Regions from separate parts of the Homo sapiens genome. Here region 2 is linked to region 1. Evidence: chromatin loops called from intact Hi-C (ENCODE). Cell type or tissue: B cell. All regions are shown on one strand. Links, peaks and the distances in the headings refer to the core of each region. The heading gives the core; the rest is flanking DNA.

Region 1 (5,383 bases), core at 1-5,000:
CATTTTAGGGACACCTGCTGTCTGCTCAACCCCCAGCAAACCTGATTATTTCTTGAAGACATTCCCTTCTATGCTTGTGCATTGGTAAGGAGGATTAGGGATGATGCATTTAAAGACAAGAGTTTTAGGCTGGGCCTGGTGGCTCATATCTGTAATCCCAGCACTTTGGGCAGCTGAGGTGGGAGGATCATTTGAGGCCAAGAGTTCGAGACCAGCCTGGGCAACAAAGGGAGACTCCCATCTCCACACACAAAAAAATAAAAACTAGCCAGGTGTGGTGGTGTGTGCCCATAGTTCCAACTACTTGGGAGGCTGAGGTGCAAGGATCGCTTTAGCCCCGGAGTTTAAGGTTACAAGGACCTATGATCACACTTCTGCACTCCAGCCTGGGTGACAGCAAGACTCTCAAAACCAAACAACAACAAAATATATATATAGCTCTCTAGGTTTTTATGTTAAATATTAGAGTGCCTAAGAATGTACATGGTTGGCAGAGGATCTTGCAGCTCATAGTGATAAACTTTAGTATTTACATAAAAATACTAGATAGCTAGTAGATTCAATGTTCTGCTTCTGAAAAAGATATATTTTTGGTTTTGCCTTTTAGTGAATTTCTTTTGGATGCTTAACACAATGTTAATATAGTTACAAACCAACTTGCTAATATTTGGAAACCCACTTAAAAGCTATCTTCATTTCATATGATGTGATTTTTAAGATTTTAAATTTGGGGCTGAGTTTGTATCTTAATAATTAAGGCTGCACACATTGACAACTACAAAATAATGCCTGGGAAGATGAGTCCTGAGGCTAATTTTATATTTATGTGGATGAGTGTGGAGGGGGATAATAATTCTGAAATACTTAATCACAGACCTAAAATGTAGATCTATGGGTAATTTTAAATGTTGCCTGTCAAGGCTTAATAGGGACTTGACAACAGCTAGGATGGAAATTATTTCAACACTTAAATATGCTTACTTTGTGCCGGACGCTGTTCTAAGTCTTTTACAAATATTTACTTGATATTTGTATTTTGTGTACTATTTTGATTTCTGCAACATTATTAGGCTTCATACTCTTCTGTGGGAACTGGGTTCAAATGGTTCCAGATGAAAATACAAATAGTCCTGTGATTAGTTTTGTTCTACATCTTATGACAGATACTTCATGAAAGGAAATATGAAAAGGCCACATCTTGCTTTGAAATAAGTGAGATGGAGCCTCTCCCTCTTTTTACTGTTAATGTTCATAGTTTTAAAAATCCTAGAATTTTGCTGCTTTTCAAAATGTTAAGTTGGAAAGCAAGAATAAAATGACCCTTTTTTCAAATGTTTTCTGTACCATTTATTGCATTGTTTACATTTTATGCATCTCATTTCTAAATGAACTCATGGTAACAGAGACTGTAACACTTTTGCATCACCGGAATCTTCTAGGTGTGTAAAATGATGGACGAGTGAATGAATAAATGGGGGAGTGGTTCAGAGCTTGGAATGGCGCTATGAAGGTGGTGAAGTGACGTCCCTACCCCCTCAACACACATATAAAAATTATGAATTTATAAACATTTTCCTCTTGATGTAATTTTTCAATGGAGGGAAGAGGATAAATTCATAGTTCTGGCACTTACATCTGGAATTAGGCTACACAGTCTACGGGAAGCAAGTTAACACAGTCTAACAGATGCACGTGAATTTCATGCTGGGCGAAGATGAACTATGTGGAAGATGACTTATAAGGAGCTTTTATGTTACATCTTGGCAGTTAACACAGTCTAACTGATGCACGTGAATTTCATGCTGGGCGAAGATGAACTATGTGGAAGATGACTTATAAGGAGCTTTTATGTTACATCTTGGCAGTTAACACAGTCTAACAGATGCACGTGAATTTCATGCTAGGCAAAGATGAACTATGTGGAAGATGACTTATAAGGATCTTTTATGTTACATCTTGGCCTGAGGTTAGGAAACTAAAGATGACAAAGGCACTGTTTTAGTATGGGTTTTCTGGTTTCGCTTTTGTCGTGGGGGCGGGGTGGGATAGTGGACTCGTACCCTAACAAAGACCCACTCGAGGCTGCGTGTCGGCCCGGGGGCAGCAGGGGGCAGGAGAAGCTGGCTCTAGACCACGCGTTCCTTTTCACGTGACCAGTCGCTCTCTTTCCCGTGGCGGCCCTGCTTCCGGCAGGGGCATCACCCGGAAGTGGGGGTAGTCGAGGGAGGGAGGGGTAAAGGCGGCTGGCCGCCGCGGCGGGGGGTGGGAAAAGAGAAGCAGAGGGAGGAGTTGTTGCTGCCGCCGCCGCAGCCGCAGCTACTGTGACTTCTCCGATTGTGTGAGCTTTGTTGGAGCCTGCGTACGTGGATTTATCGCTGCCACGGTCTGCGTAGCTCCAGAGGTTTAACCATAGGATAGAGAAACCAGGTAAGTCCTACATTGGCTTCCCGTCGTCCTTTCTCCTGGAGGGGGTCTTCTGTGCTGTCAGTTTGTACTACGAGTGTGGTGAGAAGGTCATGTTAGTCTGGGGCAGTCTCGAAAGTTTCACTTATTCACAATTCAGGTATTAACTACATTTATGTTTTACCTCCCCTAACAGGGGATAGAGGAGGGGAAATTAAATCCTGACCTGTGTCACTTTCTTGTACCCTCTTGGAGAGAATGTCCTGATCATCCATGGCCTACGTTACCCAATTAATTGAGGGTACAAGAAAGTTTGTGTTTGGCATTGAAAGTCACATGGACTGGGGTCTTTGCTTAGTGACACCTCTTTATACTTTGGAAGCTAAGGTTACTAAAATGACCATAATTGATGAAATAATAATTGAAAAATAGATATTTGGCTTCTTGTCTTGCTCTGGGAGCGTAAGGTAAACTGAGAGAACTCTTGTTTCCACTTAGTTTTGTTCATTGTGCCCCCTTTCCAGTAAAGTTACTGTCCATTGTCCGACCCTGTGGCATCTTATCTTTGACACTTTTCTTCGTTGTAGACGTTGAGATTATCTTAAGCACAAACACTTATCGTTTCACAATTCAGCGTTTGTCCAGGATCTGATCTTTATTTTAATCACAGACTCTTTATCTACAATAGTATGGCTTTGTATTGAGAATATGTGCAGAACATTGAATTAGATGATACTGAGGTTATTAATTTTTTTTTTTTTTTGCCGGGTGCGGGGGGGTGGTGGGGAGGGGGTGATGCACAAGAAATAAGACAGAGTTCCTGGCCTCAAAAGAGTTTACTTACAGTAGGCTGGGCGCAGTGTCTGACACACCTGTAATACCAACACTTTGGGAGGCCGAGGAGGGTGGATCACCTGAGGTCAGGAGATCGAGACCAGCCTGGCCATCATGGCGAAACCCTGTCTTTACTAAAAATACAAAAATTAGCTGGGCGTGGTGGCGGGCGCCTGTAATCCCAGCTAGTCGGGAGACTGAGGCAAGAGGATCGCTTGAACCTGGGAGGCGGATGTTGCAGTGAGCCGAGATCGTGCCACTGCACTCCAGCCTGGGCTACAAGAGCGAAACTGTCTCCAAAAAAGAAGAAAGAAAAATAAACAGTTTACATACAATTGAGTCCGAATTGAGTCAGTTGAATTCAGCTATGAAGACAACGGTTTCTAGCAGCCCCACTGACTGAATTACTAGGTTGCTTATCACATCCTTTTCAATGGTTATTTTTGAACTGGCATTTTATTATATTTAACATTTTCTGGTGTCTAAGGTCATGACATGAGAGAGTTTTTTTTGTACTTGAGGATCTCAATGTAGTAGGAAAGAAAGATACACGATTACCTAAACATTTAAAAAATCTCACTAACGTTATATATTAGAAACAGGAGGTGTTATGAGAGTGCAGGGAAGGGAGCATGTGAACTGGGCTTTGAAAAATAGATAGGATTTAGCTTTGCAGGAATGGAGGAAGAGGAAGACATCTATCTGGACTGATAGATAGAAGAAATAATGTGAGCAAAGCCATGGGGGTCTGGAAAGTTGCCCGACATCCAGTAACACACTGTAAGTCAATATTCCTATTTCTAACAGCCACATCTTCCAAGATGTCACTGATTAAAATTAGAAAAAATATAGAATACAAAACTAGTCAGCTCACAAACATATCCAACTGCCCTCCAGCCAATAAGAAAGCTTATATAGAGAAAAAAATACATGGAAATGACAAAAGCAATGTTAATGTATGAGGCTTAATTCTGATGTAAACTCAAATCTAAAAGAGAAAAAATGTAAAACTCGCTATACTTTAATTCTGATTGAGTGTTGTGCCTTAAATATAATTTGGAATCATTTTTAAAATTGTTGGGAATGAATAACATTTTCTGAAGTGAGCAACTGTTCCAGGTTTTCCCCAAGGAATCTCTGCTTTTCCTTTTTTCCTCTAAATTGATTTCTCTCTATTGATCTTCTTAACTTGATAGGAACTATTCTATTCCGATCACAGCCTTAGAAAGATCTTGATGCCTGCCCTCAAGATAAGGTTAAACACTAATCCCTCCAAAGGATAGGTTAACATCTCTGTTCTCTAAAGCAGAAGGTTGATTTTCTTTGAAAAATGCTTGCAGAAGCAGTAAAATTTGCTTACAAAACAAGAGAGAGAGAGAAAAGAGTGCAAAAATAACCCCAGCTAACACACCACAACCTTCACTTCTGTGAGGGCGCTAAAGGAAATACATTTTAAAAAAATAAATTCCTTGTTATAACTCCTTTTATCTATATATTTAAAAGCTCTTGGCAAACTTTATTAATCAAGACTTTGGACATCCTGATGAGTGAAAATAATCTTCATTTGCCAGTTGGGAAAGTAAATTGCAAGGAGAGATTTTTGTCTGAACTCATAGAAGCACTAGCATAGATGAGAATAGTATTTGGGAGTTTTGTCTCAAAATTCCTTCTATTCATCTTTGTTAAAGGGCAGTTCAGGTTTTAGCGTTTTGTTTTTAGACAACGATATTTCTTAGGATATAGCTCAACATGGGGCCGGGGCAAGGGGGAGGCTGGGGGACAGATGAGTGATAGGCAATGGTTAGGCAGAGTATTTTAGTTCACTCTACCATCCCAGCAATCATGTTTTTCCCTCTTAAATCTCAGTCTTCAGGTTGATTTAATGTGATATTACTTGCTTACTTAACTTGCTGAGATAGTTTGGCAGGAAAAATATCAAAATTCCTTTAGAATGTGTTTCATTAAAGTAAAAGGGTCCTGTGTTTCTGATTTTATAAAATGTTCTTACTTTTTCCAGCACTGTTTGCAAATTGAAGTGATTTCCTAATCTTTTTGTGCCCAAATGTATGAGATATTGGTAGACTACATCAGTTTTCACAGATACCTCTTTCCTTGAAGGAAATGAGGGTAAAATACCCCATTTTGA
Region 2 (5,383 bases), core at 1-5,000, 230 kb after region 1:
TCATATTCCACCTTTTAAAAAAAGAAAAGTTGACTAAAATTTCTTACCTTTTTAATTAAGGACTTCAGCCTATAGTTTGGAGCTGTTAAGCAGTATCTATCAGGTGGCAGTCTAGGTCCTGCATATGGCTTAATCAGTGGCAAAGGGGTTTGATTTTTCTGCCTTGCGATATCCAGTAAAAACTTAAAAAAAAAATCCTTATTAGAACTACAGTTTTAAAAATTGTAAGTAAAAATAACTTCAAATCAAAGTTTGCTCACATCTCTTGGGGGAGGAGAGGTAAAAGATTGGTCAGCACGACACTGGATTGCCAGTCTCACATCATCTGCATCAACATTAGGTTTCTTAGCATGGCTCGAATAAATTTTTGCATCATCCAGAATTGTAGTCACATAACCTATAAGAACAAAACAATCTTTTCTTAAACATATGAAGACAGCTTAATATTTATGGCTACTTGTCTTAATAAAACTTTCCACTAATTTGTAGACGGTTTATAAATTTTGTGGGTTTTTGTAGAGACAGGGTCTCGCTATGTTGCCCAGGAAACTCCTGGCCTCCCCGCGACAGCCTCCCGAAGTGCTGAGATTACAGGTGTAAGCTACTGTGCTCAGCCTAAATGCTGATTTTAATAAGTAATTGTCCTGTCTATATGATCAGTTTTAAACAGATATCACAGTGTGAATACTACTGTCCCCTAGCTTGAGCTCCTTTCGTTCTTTAGGCTGAATTCTATGATACTGTTAACATAATTTGGTTGAAAATGTTCTTACAAGGCTGGGTGCGGTGGCTCACGCCTGTAATCCCAACACTTTGGGAGGCCGAGATGGGGGGATCACTTGAGTCAGTAGTTCGAGGCCAGCCTGGGCAATATGGCGAAACTCCCTTTCTACTAATAATACAACACTTAGCCGGGCGTGGTGGCAAGTGCCTGTAGTCCCAGCTCGGGAGGCTGAGGCACAAGAATCGCTTGAACCCAGGAGGCGGAGGCCGCAGTGAGCCAAGATCGCGCCACTGCCTTCTAGCCTGGGCAACAGCGAGTCCCTGTCTCAAAAAAGAAAATAAAAGAAAATGTTCTTACAATAAAAATATCTTTTCAAGTTCACAAGTTAGGCAAGTTTTTGGTGTTTCATTAACTTACGGAAAGCAAATTCCAACATTTGATTTATAACCCTTGGTTCATACTCTGTGATTCCCATATCCTTCAGGATCTGTGCCATCACCTGTGGATTCAAATAAAAACACCAGATGCAGAATTTGGTACTGGAAATCAAGGCTGCACTGAAGGGTAGTATTTATATTTATGATACAAGGTTCCCCTTCTTTGGGCTCCAAAGTCCTACTCACCCTTGCCCTCCCAAGTGAGTCAGTGATCACACGAAATCGCATAGTACGCTTTTGCAGAAAACTTTTATTTTTATTTTTTGGCGGGGTTGGGGGCGGGGTGTGGGGCAAAGAGAAGACAGAATTTGGCTTCTCCAGCAGAGGTAAGTAGCTCCAGCTGGTTGTCATTTTTGGCTGTGGCGGCGGGTTAAGGTAGCATCAGAACCCTGGACGCGGAGTCAGGGCTGGCAGATAGCTAGAGACGAGGGGGAGGCAGGGGCCCGAAGCCCAGGACACAAAGCTGGGCAGCCGTTCCGCAAGCTCCACTGGACCGCGACCCTCTGGCAAGACTTGGCCCAAGCGGCGAGATAGGGGCCCGGGGGCCAGGGCGCATCCCCATCACCCTCTCCTCCTGACGGCCCTGACTAGACTGAAACGAGCGTGCGAGCCGACCCTCAGGCCCTCAGCGTGGCCCCGCCTCGCAGGTCCCTGGCTGCACCTGGCTTCGCGATCCGCGGCTTATCCTTCGCACTTACCAAGGCATCTCTCGGAGCGTTCTTGGGAGGCGCCATCTTGCCCGACTCCATGTTATCCAGCCACTCGTCATCCGCGGAGACAGAGGAGAGAGGAGAGCTCGCGGGCTCCTCGCTCAGGCTCCACCCCTGCGGGGAGCGGGAGGAGGGAAACGGAAGGCGGGGTTACGTGCCAGCCGCCGGGGGCGGGAGTTTCAGCAAGCCGCTGGCCAGGGGAAGAGACGCGCTGGGGTGCCCGAGTTCAGTATTGGAAGAGGCAGGTAATCCTTCCCCATGGAGCCTGCTGGGGCCTGAAAGAAGTAGAGGGGCCGAGAAGCTCGACTTCCCAGAGTTGTTTCCCGGCAAAGGGCACCAAGTGGGCCAACCTCACCTTTGCGGGGGTCCCTCCTCACACCTCCACGGCTACCACCTTTGCCCCTTTCGGCCTCCCGGAATTCCAGACCCAGTCGGTGTTAGGGCTGCTTGGTCCAACACAGTTGGACCCGTTACGTTTGAATGTCACATCAACAAGGAATACATTTTTAGTATAAGTATATCCCAGATTTGCACAGGCCATACTTATGCTACGAAATAATTGTTCTGATATTCATATTTAACCGGGTGTCCTGGATTTTTATTAGCTAAATCTGACAATCCTACCCAATAGCTTGCTCTCCCCACAGCAAGACTTTGGTCAGCCCTTGTCACACTCAAAGCCCTACCGTGGCTGCCCATTTCACACTGATGAAAAACTAAAGCCTTCACTCGGCCCGTTAGAGACCCTCTAGCCTCTCTTGGCCCTGGAGCAGCTTCCTGTCTCCCCGCTGAGGCCAACACAGGACCCTTCCTTGCCTCCCAGTTACACCCTTCCCAGCCCCTCACCCACAGAACAGCCCGAATGACTTTTCGTGAGAACCTACCATCCAGCCCCAGTGACTTTCAAAAAATGTGCATCAGTTAACTATCTCTGGCTTAAAATGTCGCAGATAACTCATTCTTACCCTCCACATCCACCAACGCCCTAGGATTCTCCCTCAGGAACAGGAACCGTGACTCACCCAGGCCAGAAACGGAGCAGGCAGCCATGTTGGCGCTTTCCCTCACAATCCACACTCAACCTAGCAACAAGTCTTGTCCGGGTGACCTCCCAAAGTTCTATCCATGTCTCCACATCTCCATCCAGTGCTACTATGCTAACGAGTCCAAGCCAACATCCTTACCAAGATTACAGAAATATGCTCCCCAAATAGTGTCCCCCCACATTCCTTACACAGCTAGACGGACCTTTCAGTCATAAATCCAATCATTATTTTCCTTAAAACCCTCCAGTGGCTCTCCTCACAAACACTTACACAAATACATACTAATTTCCCAGGCTTAGCGGGTCCTTCAGTTTTGTGGCGCAGCTCACCTCATCAGACTCATCAGAATCAGCAGTCCACCTGGCCGCCATCTTGAAGTTTGGGCAGGAACTCCCCCCAACCAAGAACCATGTGTTCTCAATACATTGTTTCCAGTGAGAGCACGTGCTCCCACGCTGAGCTAGTGCCTTTCTCCACTCTTACTGTGGCCAACCTCTGTGTAAAACTAGTAACAGTCCCTTGCTTTTGAATATTTGCAAGGTACATTTAAAAATAGGTGGGGGCCAGGCACGGTGGCTCACGCCTGTAATCCCAGCACTTCGGGAGCCGAGGCGGGCGGATCACTTAACGTCAGGAGTTTGAGATCAGTTTGGCCAATGTGGTGAAACCCTGTCTCTACTAAAAATACAAAATGTAGCCGGGCATGGCAGGGCACGCCTATAGTCCCAGCTACTCAGGAGGCTGAGGCAGGACAATCGCTGGAACCCAGGAGGTGGACGTTGCAGTGAGTCGAGACTGCGCCACTGCACTCCAGCCTGGGCGACAGAGCGAGACTCCATCTCAGAAAAAGAAATAAAATAAAATAAAAATACGTGGTATATTTGCAAGGTACAACATTTAAGACTACTTTAAAATACCCTAGTAAAAGAAAGCCTCTCTCACCTGTTCCAGCCACTGATGTCACTTTCACAGATGGCACCATTGTTTATCAGTTTCTATTCTGTGCAATTTACAAATAGTATCTTGTTTATATATTTTTCCTCCCACTAGAATGGTACTATAGTCTTAGGGTGGCCAACCTTCAGAGAGCCAACCCAGGACATAGATGTGCTAGATGAAGAAAACCCATAACATATTATAAATAATTGTCCATATGTATCATTACTTAAGAATAAGTGTTCACTTGAAATTATATGTTTTTTATGTATTATTTTCTGTTACATAAGTGCTATTTAAACAAAACACTAGGACTAAACAGTGGCCATTAGTAGTAATTAATAGTAGGATAAGTTAAATAATATGTGTGAGAAAATCTGACAATATTTTTCATTATATTTCTGTCCTCAACAATTTAACTCTTGCACATTTAAATTTTGTACGTCGTATTGTGTATTCTTCATATACAGAAATATAAGACTTTTAAAAGGAATGTAAATATAAGACAAACGGCTATCTATATATATTTTTAATTTTTAATTTTTCTGTGTATATAGTAAGTGTATATATTTATGGGTACATGAAATGTTTTGATGCATGCATGCAATGTGAAATAATCACATCATGGAAAATAGGGTATCTATCTCTTCAAGCATTTATCCTTTGTGTTACAAGCAATCCAATTGCACTCTTAGTTATTTTAAAATTTACAATTAAGTTATTATTGACTATAGTCACTCTGTTGTGCTAGCAAATACCAGGTTTTATTCATCGTTTCTATTTTGTTGTACACATAAACCTACCTGCGTCTCCACCCTCCCACTATCCTTTCCAGCCTCTGGTAACCATCTTTCTACTCTCTGTGTCCATGAGTTCAATTGTTTTGAGTTTTGGATCCCACAAATAAGTGAAAACGTGTGATGTTTGTATTTCTGTCCTTGGCTTATTTCACTTACCATAATGACTTTCGGTTCCATCCATGTGGTTGCAAATAACAGGATCTCATTCTTTTTTATGGCTGAATAGTGCTCCATTGCATATAAGTACCACATTAAAATTTTTTTAAATTTTATGTTCAGGGGTATATGTGCAGGTTTGTTATATAGGTAAACTTGTGTCACAGGGGTTTGTCATACAGATTATTTTGCCACCCTAGTACCAAATAGTTATTTTTCCTTATTCTCTCCCTCCTCTTACCCTCCAACGTTACGTAGGCCCCAGTGTCTGTTGTTCCCCTCTTTGTGTCCGTGAGTTCTCATCATTTACCTCCCACTTATGAGTGAGAACATGGGGTATTTGGTTTTCCGTTCCTGCATTAGTTTGCCAAGGATAATGGCCTTCAGCTCCATCCATGTTCCCAGAAGACCTGATCTTGTTCATTTTTATGGCTGCACAGTATTCCATGATGTATATGTACCACATTTCTTTATCCAATCTGTCCATTGATGGGCATTTAGATTGATTCCATGTTTTTACTATTGTGCATAGTGCTGCAATGAACTTTCACATGCATGTATGTGTGTGTGTATA

Evidence for each region. Hi-C counts contacts between places; a loop is a spot of excess contacts. Peaks named below come from ENCODE experiments on the same cell type or tissue, not always from the same donor. Only the 100,000 strongest peaks of a DNase experiment are listed, where the experiment ranks them.
Region 2: it touches region 1 in a loop (3-fold over the local background); 3 of 110 quality-filtered maps call a loop at or near these places.

Annotation. Positions count from the first base shown.
Region 1 is chrX:77,908,409-77,913,791 of GRCh38, forward strand. It overlaps ATP7A (ATPase copper transporting alpha), which reads left to right and starts at 2,285. Exons shown (of 23, transcript NM_000052.7): 1 at 2,285-2,427. In B cell, for the core only: a CTCF peak has its summit at 2,095 (motif pointing right); a DNase peak (open chromatin) is centred at 2,173; H3K4me3 peaks cover 2,431 bases; H3K27ac peaks cover 1,915 bases.
Region 2 is chrX:78,137,702-78,143,084 of GRCh38, forward strand. TAF9B (TATA-box binding protein associated factor 9b) reads right to left here and starts at 1,949. Exons shown (of 7, transcript NM_015975.5): 1 at 1,860-1,949; 2 at 1,142-1,223; 3 at 261-397; 4 at 48-182. The coding sequence starts at 1,910. RefSeq lists an enhancer at 1,638-1,947. In B cell, for the core only: no CTCF peak of the experiment used is centred there; a DNase peak (open chromatin) is centred at 1,960; H3K4me3 peaks cover 1,187 bases; H3K27ac peaks cover 901 bases.